2 separate regions of the Homo sapiens genome follow, and region 2 is linked to region 1. The links are chromatin loops, found by intact Hi-C in ENCODE. Cell type or tissue: endothelial cell of umbilical vein. All regions are shown on one strand. Each heading gives the region's core, and the rest is flanking DNA. Links, peaks and the distances in the headings are about the cores only.

Region 1 (5,382 bases), core at 54-5,053:
ACGCTGATAGCTGTTCATTAAACAAACATGCGTGGTATCTTACTTTATTTACATGGCAATGACAATACTTCATATCTTAAAGAGAAGTACCTTTTAATAGAAAATGCTTGAATGGAATTAGGATGAATGTATCCTTTTCAAAACAAACTGAAAATATCACACGAATTGATGTTAAGACTATTTTTATGTGCCAGATTCCAAAATAATAAATATAATAATTAGAAAAACAAGGCTGGGTGTGGTGGCTCATGCTTGTAATCCCAGCACTTTGGGAGGCCGAGATGGGTGGATCACTTGAGGTCAGGAGTTGAAGACCAGCCTGGCCAACATGGTGAAACCCCATCTCTACTAAAAATACAAAAAAAATTTAGCTGGGCAGGGTGGTGCACGCCTGTAATCCTAGCTACTCAGGAGGCTGAGGCAGGAGAATCACTGGAACCTGGGAGGCGTAGGTTGCAGTGAGCTGAGATGGGACCACTGCACTCCAGCCTGGGTGACAGAGCAAGACTCTGTCTGAAAAAAAAAAAAAGAAAAGAAAAGAAAAAAAGAAAGAAAAGCAGAGCACTGAAATGTGTGTATTTGCAGAGTAAATAATTTCCCAAGATTCATATGGCACCTCAATATGAGAAATCTCACGAATATGAAGTCCAAACACCCAGCTGGGAAATATCTCACCATTCTAGAAAATATCACCAATTCTTAACACATTCTGCTTCTCAGGGTGTTCTTTGGAGTGCTGAGGGAAAGTTTTGCCATTTGATTTACACAGTCTCAATGGCAGGAGGTTGGTTCTACCTAAATCTGCCAGATTTTTGCTAAATTCTCATCCCCTTTTAATGGTTAATACAGTATTTTTTTGCGGGGTGGGGGGGGCATATTTTGCTTGTAGAAACAATGACTTAACAAAAAAATCAATGTGACAAACTAGAGGAGGGTACACTCCTCTACTCTACTCGACCAGCTTTGTGTATGTAATAAAGAGATCTCCAAATTCTGGAGATGTCTAATTCTGGGGATCCTGAAACTGACAATTTTCTCAAGACACAAGCCACATCAAGTCAGGTCTATCGAATCAGATCTACCAGGTGAAAAGCACCGTGCTGGACTCACTGGGGCAGGGGAGCAGGGGGAGCGGGGATGGAAACAATTGGCATAAAAACAGAAAACCAAAATGAAAATGTGACGCCAGGTGTGGTGACTCACACCTGTAATCCCAGCAGTTTGGGAGGCCGAGACGGGCGGATTGCTTGAGCTCGAGACTGGCCTGGCCAATATGACAAAACCCCATCTCTACTAAAATACAAAAATTAGCAAGGCATGGTGGCACAGGCCTGTAGCTACACAGGAGGCTGACGTACAAGAATCGCTTGAACCTGAAGGGCGGAGGTTGCAGTGAGCTGAGATCATGCCACTGCACTCCAGCCTGAGTGACAGTGAGACTGTGTCTCAAAAACAGAAGAAAAAGAAGATGAAGAAGTAGGAAATCGTCCTAATTAGCATCATCATCATTAATGAGCATCGCTAAATGTAAGCATCAATACAACTCCAAGACAATACATAACAACTGCAAAAGCATATCCACGACATGGTAAAAATTAGTGGAATGGGTTGTACTAACCACCTGGGACTGAATGAACCAGACTATACCTTGCTAATTACCTGGTATCTGTTGTTTGGTAGACATCTAAAATCTAGGAGAAGTCAAGTTGCTCCTTTTGGAAATGGGATAAACTGGGTTCGACCGTACAACAGAATTAACAACAGCAAATGAGCTAGTGTAGCTCAGAGCCCCCACTCAGAAAGACCCTCCATATTTCTAGAGTTAGAAAGTCTTGCCTAGCTTCTTTATTCAGCTTAAGTTTTCAGCTTAACTGTAGTGTGAGGGGCAGTCAGAAGGCAGAGGGAGTCTGTGAAGAACAAGGCTGCTGCTTTGGTTTGTGAGGCTGGAGGAAATGGGTCTTCACACACCTTGGCTCACCATGTTCTGGAAGCTATCTTCACCACCAGACGATTTAGCCTGGCTCGACTCTCCTCCTAGTTCTCACAGTATCTAAGGTTTCTGAATTAAAGAAACCAGAGGTTTAAGCTTTGGAGTTTATCAGATGCTGTGGGAACACTTCGGATCACTAGGTTTTGATTCTCACGGCTCCCTTGCTAAGATTTGTTTAGCTTCAGGCCAATCCTAAGCAAACCCTGTTCTAGAAAAACAGGAACAGCACAAGTGAGCTGGATAGTACATTACAGTAAGCATTTAGCCTAATAAAAGAACCCATACTTTCCAGATCCAGGAACACAGATAATATAACATTTTTTAAAAACATGCCGTTACAAATGTATGTCTCTCTCTGTGTGTGTGTGTGTGTGTATAATTATTTGATTGGTTAGTTTAATATTTTTGAGAAGCTTTTTGTTAAAAGGCATTTACTTTAACATGATCCTGTACTGTTAAACATGTACAATTCACCCTTTAAAGTCATAAAGAACAAAGAAAAAATTTATTGTAACTGCATTAATAGCTAGTCCTGTGAAATTACTCTGAATATTAGCAATCCAGTAGATACAAAAAAAAAATACTGGCAAGGGGAAGAAAAATAGCCCAACTGTTGCTAGAATTATTTCACAAGCTCCTTTGTTAAAATAATGTTGTAATAACTCCTTCTAATTTCCCACTGGAAAAGGTATTTTCTTAGCTAGTTCAAAACAGAAGGAAGTTTAAACATTATCATGAATGCCTCAGACATAGTGCTGTGATATCTGATTGTCCAGACTACAGAACATAATAAGTGAATGTGGCCAAGGCTGAAATATGTTTCCACCACTTTTGTATTCTCTTTCTGAATATAATGATTTTAATAAGAAAGTATATAATAATGATGAAGTAATTAGTACCAGCATTATTCTACCATAATCATTGAAATCAGTACTTAATCATTAACATAATCAAGCCATCCTGATTGTACCCTCAGTAGAGGGCAGTATTTGCTACATCTCCTTGGGAGGAAAGACTTGTACATTTGTCTGGCTTTGAGATCTACCCAGAAGAAATGGGAAAGATGAGCTGCATAGTGCAAGGTCAGGTTCTAGACTCTCTGACACCAGTCTTGCATGTGCATGTGACATGAAAGGTGAACCAGTGTTAACTTTTTCCTTTGGAAATCAGAGCTAAGTGGCACAAAAAGAGATATTTAGGATCCCAAAATGAAAAAGGAGAAAAGGCTTTAGAATAGCTAAGAAGTTATTTTAAATTTGAGAACTGTAACTTCTGAACACGTTAAAGTCTTGTAAATGCAGAGGTTTTGTTACTTTTGTTTTGCTTTTTGCTGTTGTTTTTGTTTGTTTTGCTTTCTTTGTGAGAGTCCATTGGAAAGAAATGGAACTCTCTCAGGCTTGGATATTTGAAAAGCTTAATCAGAGCTGGAAAAGAAGTGGATATTGAAGAGTTGCTTTCTTCCTCCCACTCTTCTGCTTTCCAAATCATGGAAATACTCAGTTAAAAATTCTAATTCATATTCAAAAGATATTAAAAAGTGAATCAGGGCAAGACTGAATATCTCCCCGTGCTGCTGGAATAAAGGGCCAAGCCCTTCAAACTATGAGTAAGACTAACAGAATTATTCACTTCATCTTCTTGCCAAAAGACAACCTTGAATTATCTGCTGCCCAAATTTTATTAAAAGATAAAAACATCCATGAAAGGCCGGAATAACATGCATCTATTCAATCTCTAAACATTTAGAACTATTTTTTCTGGATCAAGCCAGATAAATAAAGAGAAAAGCTCAGCTGTAAAGTACTATTTTTGCCCTTATAGCATAGTTTCATTAAACTTTACTTTGTCATTATGTTTTCAGCTTGGATATAAGAATCTATCAGATACAAGCATATGTCGGCAGCAGGAATGGTGCTGAGGAAATGTCTCCTGGCATCTTTCAGAAGTCCATTTATGAAAGGTACAAGTGCCAGTAAAAATCATCACTTCTGAGTAACTGGTTTGTTTTTATCTTCTAACTTACTGAATATCTTTTCCCCTCTTTGGCTGATAGAAGGCTGAGTGTTGACTTAATTGTTTGATTTTAAGAACTATGTAGAAGTTTATGATGTAGATTTATGTATATTAACTTTTCTGTCTTTCAGCTTAAGTATTCATTATTTTCCCTTTGTCCTGATTTTTAAAAAATTTAATTCTGTGTGTATATGGTTGTGTGTGTGTATCTGTACACACATATAAAATACTTTTTGGAATCAGATAAGACATAAATAAATCCATGCTAAAATTATTCTATTTCTGCTTAAAGCTTATTTCATCTGCTTTCAGTTAAACAGGAGGCAAAAGAGAATCAGGGAAATAAAATGTCAGTAAGAACTTCAGATAATAAACAGCAGTGCCTCTTTTGATTTTGTTAGTTACCAAGTATGTACTGAGCATCCGTCAGTAGAGAGAGATATTCTTAGAGAAGGTGGGTTTTCAACAGAGGGAAATAGCCCAGTGTAGGGAAGTAGAAATCTATTTCATGAACACGAAATTGAATGGAATTTGGCATAAAGAAGTAGCCTGAGAAAGACAAAGCATCGTTGGCTTTAATAAAGCAGTGAAGGGGGAGATTAAGAAGTGCATTGCAAAGGCTGCAGTTCGGATGATGTGACTATGTAACTATTTGGATTTATATAGGACATGATAGGGAGACAATGCAGAAAGTTCAGGAAAGAAATTGACAGTACAAACATGTATGCAAGATAATTTTTATATTCCCATGTAAATGTGTATAGTAATTTACAACTTACAGTTTTTCACATATGCTAAGGCTAAAAAGCAGTAAGATTAGGTAATTAATAAACTTATGACAGTGGCTTACTATATTAAGATTTTCTACAAAGTAACATCCAAACCCTAAGATATTACTGATCTAGTAAATTACTTCTGTTTTTTTGTTTGTTTGTTTGCTTTTGAGACGAAGTCTCTCTCTGTCGCCAGGCTGGAGTGTACTGGCGTGATTTCGGCTCACTACAACCTCCGCCTCCTGGGTTCAAGTGATTCTCCTGCTTCAGCCTCCCGAGTAGCTGTGACTAAAAGGCATGCGCCACCACACCCAGCTAATTTTTGTATTTTTAGTAGAGATGGGGTTTTACCATGTTGACCAGGATGGTCTCCATCTCTTGACCTTGTGATCCACCCACTTCAGCCTCCCAAAGTGCTGGGATTACAGGCGTAAGCCACCGCGCCTAGCCTAGTAAATTAATTCTATGTTTTAAAAGTCTTCAGTAAAATGGTGAGGAACGTGTATAGTTTCTCCTGTGCCTTTGATTAAACTATACTAGTCCTCTGGCTCTGTTTCCTTCCATTGACTCTAGTGAAAACATACTTTTCAACCCCACCCACACCCT
Region 2 (5,382 bases), core at 246-5,245, 200 kb after region 1:
ATTTTCATCAAATCTTCACACCCAGAATTGGCTAAATTTTGTGTATTGGAGAAAGTGTGAGTATAGATTAATAGCACAGCCTTCACTTGAATCCAGTTCTGACACTTACTAGCCATATAACTTCAGCAACCTTGGATTCATGATCTCCAAAATGAGGATAATGAGGAATAATAAGATAATGTATGTAGAAAGTACTTAGTATATTGTATGACACAGAATAAGCATTCAGTGAATTTTATATGTTATAATGATGCTCCTTAAATCTTTAATGTTCATAAATCATGGTATATACATAGAATGGAATACTATTTTTAAAACTTAAAACACGAGGCAGTTCTATTCATATGAAATTGATATGGTATTGATATGGAATGATCTCCAAGCTACTAAATTTAAAAAGAAATTAACAATTAACAGAATTAACTGCTGTATACACAAAACAATGTGTACAGCATGTTACTACTTCTATTTTTTTAATACCATTATCTATATATGTATATGCTTATACATACACAGAATATATCTGGAAGAATACATAAGAAACTAGTATCACAGATTGCCTCTGAGGAGAAAAACTAAGCAGCTAAGGGATAGGGATAGAAAAAAGCCTTACATTTTGCCATATTCTTTCTTGCACCTGTTGAAATTTATAGCATTTGCTTTTATTGACTACCAAAAATGAAAAATAAAATTTATATTATAATCCACAGCTTACACTACCAGAATATTCCATTATATCTTTATTTATTTATTTACTTTTAACGACTACTCCAGCAGATCAGGGCTACCCCCAGGCAGTGTGTGGAGCCTATTCCATTATACTAAATGCATTATGCTAATCTTTGCAGAAAGACGTAAGGTGACCTAATCAAAGTTCTAGTATTAATTTCAACTGCATTGATGATAAGGGTCAAAGATTGTCATATTTTTAGCTAAATTAATAAATAATCTATTAAGGTATATACCTTATTAAGGTCTATCAATCTATTAAGGTATATTACAGGGGTTGCTTGGATTTGAGAAAAAGGAAAACGAGTATGTGGATGAGGGAGACAAGGAGAATAATTTCATTCATTCATTCACTCAAAAATCATATTTGCACGTCAAGTACCAATCATTGCGCTAAGTGCTTAGGAAACAATGACACAATGTCCTTGCCTTTGAAAATCGTGCAGTTTAGTGCGAATACATGAATAGAGCAGTAAAACTGGCACTCTTGGTTACTCAGAATATACATTCATTCATTCATTCATGAACATATAACTGAATGAAGGAAGCCAGGGAGAAAGAAAGCCCGGTGACAAAATAATTCCACTGAAGCCCCTAGTGACTTGAAAAGAACACCAAGAATCGATCCCTCAATCTGAGAATGTGTGTGGACCTTCCTTCCTAGAATCACGAGAGACATCAGGGCCTGCAGAGGTCCCAGGCGCGGCTCTTCCTCCAGTGCCCGTCAGTCACCAGCCCCGAGAGCTTGGAAAACGCAGAGGGTAGGGGTCCCCAGGCCCCAACCCCACACCTGCATCTCTTCAAGCCAGGCACTCCCACTAGGTTCAGCTCTCTAAACGTCCCGGAAGGAACAAACTCTGAGTCAACCTCTGACCCTCAAAATGAAAGTCACTCAGGGTCATTTCCCTCAGTGCTCAGGGCTCATTCACAGACAGTATAAAAGGTCAAGAGAAATGGAAACTCCTCTCGAGGAGCCCTCAGCTTCGTGAAAGCAGGAGACACCTGGGGTAGATCGGACAGGGAGGGTAATCCCAGAGGCTTCTCCAGTCATATGCAGTCGGCTCGGACTACTCATGGCACAGTCACTGACCTTTCCAAAAGGGCTTCCCAGGGGCGGTGGCCAGAGGAGCGAGAGCGGCGGCCCAGGCCCCGCACCCAACACATCTCCCTCTCAGCGGGCTCTGTGCTAAGGGGCGCAGGGTAACCAAGAGCGACCAGGAGGCCGCCATCTTGAACTCCGTACGAGGAGAGGAAGAGGAAAACTTTATTGGAACCCAGAAGAGAGACGGTGGCAAAGTCAAACCCCGCCGTGCACGCTGAAGGCTCCACCCGAGAGAACCAAGGGATCAGTTAGGGAACGTGACCTCCAGTAGCCACATGGGCGGGCTGCACTCCCGTGCCCTCCCGTCCTTCCGGACGCTGCCAGCCGGGACTACGACTCCCAGCATGCAGTGGGGTGGGGCGGGGTGGAACGGAACAGGCAGCTCCAGTCTGGGCAGTGGGAGGGAGGGCGATTCTCCGCCCGGCGCTGGCGGCCGGCCGAGGAACCCGAAGTTTTCAAGGAATTGGGAAGTGATTATGACGGGTAGGCAGGTAACCACTCTTGAGCCTTTTAAGTTAGCTCACATGACCGAGATTCCGAAACCTGAATAAAATGGAGGTGACCCAATGGGCCCTCGGGTTTTAACGGAAGAGTGGTGTCACTTCGTCACACCTCCCTAAATGGTAGGCCCATTTTTTATTTTATCTCCAGCGTCCAACTCATCTTTGACGAGTACCTGAAATGTGCGCCTACCGCTTTCCCTTTTCGTATTTGAATAATATAAATGGTACGCACTCAAATGTTTTGAAAGATTGTATAAGTGGCATGGGAAAGCCAAGGGCCTAAGAAGGACTGTCGGTGGACGGAGAAGTCATGGGACAGTGTATCCGAAGGGTAACTTCTCATTGATCTGCCCTAATTTGATTAAACAATAAATGCTTTGACATACTATAATAAGCGAATTAGGAGTACAAATTGCTGTCCAGAAGAGGCTGGCAATCCAGTAAGCGAGATGAATTCCAGAAAAGATAATACAGGCCGGGCTAGGTGGCTCATGCCTGGGAGGCCCAGGCAGGAGAATCGCTTGAGCCCGGGAGTTTGAGACCAGTCTGGGCAACATAGCGAGATCCTGTCTCTGCAAAAAATACAAAACTGGGCATGGTGGCCTGTGCCCTGTAGTCCTAGTTACTAGGGAGGCCGAGGTGGGGGTTGCGTCCAGGAGGTGGAGGCTGTAGTGAGCTGGGATTGTGCCACTGCACTCCTGCCTGGGAGACAGAGTGAGTCCCTGTCTCAAAAAAACAAAAAAAAAACAAAAAAAAAAAAAAAAAGAGAAGGCCCGGCGCGGTGGCTCACGCCTGTAATCCTAGCACTTTAGGAGGCTGAGGCAGGCGTATCACCTGAGGTCAGGAGTTCAAGACCAGCCTAGCCAACATGGTGAAACCCTGTCTCTACTAAAATACAAAAATTAGCCGGCATGATGGCAGGTGCCTATAATCCCAGCTACTTGGGAGGCGGAGGCAGGGAGAATCGCTTGAATCCGGGAGAGGGTGGCTGCAGTGAGTCGAGATCGTGCCACTGCACTCCAGCCTGGGCAGCTGAGCGAGACTCTGTCTCAAAAAAAGAAAAGAGAAGAGGAGGGGAGGGGAAGGGGGAGTGAAGGGGAGGGGAAGGGGGAGTGAAGGGGAGGGGAAGGGGGAAGGGGGAGGGAACAAAATACAAAGACTTTTAGAATAAATTTTTTTAAAAATAAAGATAATTCAGTGTTGTGGAATCAATGAGAGAGCAGTTTGGCTGGTAAATCAAAAAGGCCTTCTAAAAACTCAACTTTTGTTTTTTTGTTTTTTGTTTTTTTTTTTTTAAGAGAAGTGGCCTCACTATGTTGCCCAGGCCCAAGTGCTGTGGCTATTCACAGACTCCATCATTGTGCATAGTAGCCTTGAACACCTGAACTTACATGATCCTCCTGCTTCAGCCTCCCCAGTAGCTGGGACTACAGGTGCCAACCACCATCCCAAGCTTTAAAGCTTTTTTTTTTTTAATTTTTAAAAACATGGACTACTTCACGAATTTGTGTGTCATCCTTGCGCAGAGATCATGCTAAAAGATAATTCAGTGTTGTGGAATCAATGAGAGAGCAGTTTGGCTGGTAAATCAAAAAGGCCTTCTAAAAACTCAACTTTTGTTTTTTTGTTTTTTGTTTTTTTTTTTTTTAAGAGAAGTGGCCTCACTATGTTGCCCAGGCCCAAGTGCTGTGGCTATTCACAGACTCCATCATTGTGCATAGTAGCCTTGAACACCTGAACTTACATGATCCTCCTGCTTCAGCCTCCCCAGTAGCTGGGACTACAGGTGCCAACCACCATCCCAAGCTTTAAAGCTTTTTTTTTTTTAATTTTTAAAAACATGGACTACTTCACGAATTTGTGTGTCATCCTTGCGCAGAGATCATGCTAATCTCTGTATCGTTCCAATTTTAATATATGTGCTGCCAAAGCAAGCACTACAAGCTTAACTTTTAAGAGATAAAGACCTTCCAAGAACAGGGAATACAGTGAAGTCAGGCAGGCAAGAAAGTCTGGAGTATAGGAAGGAGAAACTTCAGTTGTGTGAAAACAAATGAAAAGACTACACTAAGAAGAACTCTAGGAAGTCAGACAGTTGGTCCACACTAGAAGAGGGATTCCAAAGAAACAAGAAAGAGAAAGTGTAGCACGGTATAATAATTTAGAGACGTCTCTACCAACTTGGTCAAATCATTCATGGAAAAAATTATTTTGATTGTATCTGTCAAAATAAGCCAATTTACACGTACTATTTATCTTCTCTCTGTAATTCCACTGCCTGACATGACAAACTGTTCTTCCATACTATGGTGATTTTTTTTTTATTTTGTTGCTAATTTTTGGTGTGACACTTTGTGAAAGACCTTTTGAAAAATCTGATTGTTTCTCCCTTGACTTGCATATGTATTTATCACACTCAAAAGACTCTCAGAGAGTATTTAGATTTCATTATGTTTGCTCCGAAAAATCACTTGCCTTGGCCAATGAAATTATCCTTTATTAGAAATTCCAACAGCTTAATAATTATGGAGGTGATATAAGCACTCATGGATAATTTGATGCCAAAGAAGACCTACAGGAAATTTTCACATGGTTGTGCAAGTAGAAACTTAGGAAATTAACTTTATTTTGTACAAATGTAAGCTAATTTAGAGGGAAATAACTTAGATTAACTTAATAACTTAGATTGTAATTGATGTATTCAATTATATTATAATTGATGTAGTCAAGAGAATGACCAGAAGACTAAGTAGCCATTGTAAACCATTTTATTAAAACATTAATCCTGCTGTTCCTGCAATTCCTAAAACAAATTAAACAAAATAATTAGCCTGAAAAAATTTTTTAACATTGTCAGGAAAACTATTTGAAATAAGTCATAAAATTACAAGGTATTTTCTTGTCCTTATTTAAAAAATCTTCCTAGAGAAAATGGCAAGTAGCTCTGGCATCTAATATTAAGCATAAAACCAAACTAAAATAGTCTAGAGAAGGACAAATACAATGAAAGAAATGAGGAAATAAGAAAGAAAGTGGTCAATAGAAAAC

Evidence for each region. Peaks named below come from ENCODE experiments on the same cell type or tissue, not always from the same donor. Only the 100,000 strongest peaks of a DNase experiment are listed, where the experiment ranks them.
Region 2: it touches region 1 in a loop (3-fold over the local background); 2 of 110 quality-filtered maps call a loop at or near these places.

The regions. Positions count from the first base shown.
Region 1 is chr6:108,489,923-108,495,304 of GRCh38, reverse strand. All of the region lies in intron 10 of AFG1L (AFG1 like ATPase), which reads right to left. LOC124901370 (a long non-coding RNA gene) reads left to right here. Exons shown (of 3, transcript XR_007059698.1): 1 at 1-3,950. Among named protein-coding and RNA genes, the nearest start is that of FOXO3, 68 kb to the left of the region's middle. In endothelial cell of umbilical vein, for the core only: a CTCF peak has its summit at 2,969 (motif pointing right); a DNase peak (open chromatin) is centred at 3,004.
Region 2 is chr6:108,291,656-108,297,037 of GRCh38, reverse strand. AFG1L (AFG1 like ATPase) reads right to left here and starts at 1,984. Exons shown (of 13, transcript NM_145315.5): 1 at 1,820-1,984. The coding sequence starts at 1,958. It also overlaps the pseudogene RNU6-1144P. RefSeq lists an enhancer at 1,643-2,132. In endothelial cell of umbilical vein, for the core only: no CTCF peak of the experiment used is centred there; DNase peaks (open chromatin) are centred at 1,957 and 2,177; H3K4me3 peaks cover 1,469 bases; H3K27ac peaks cover 1,195 bases.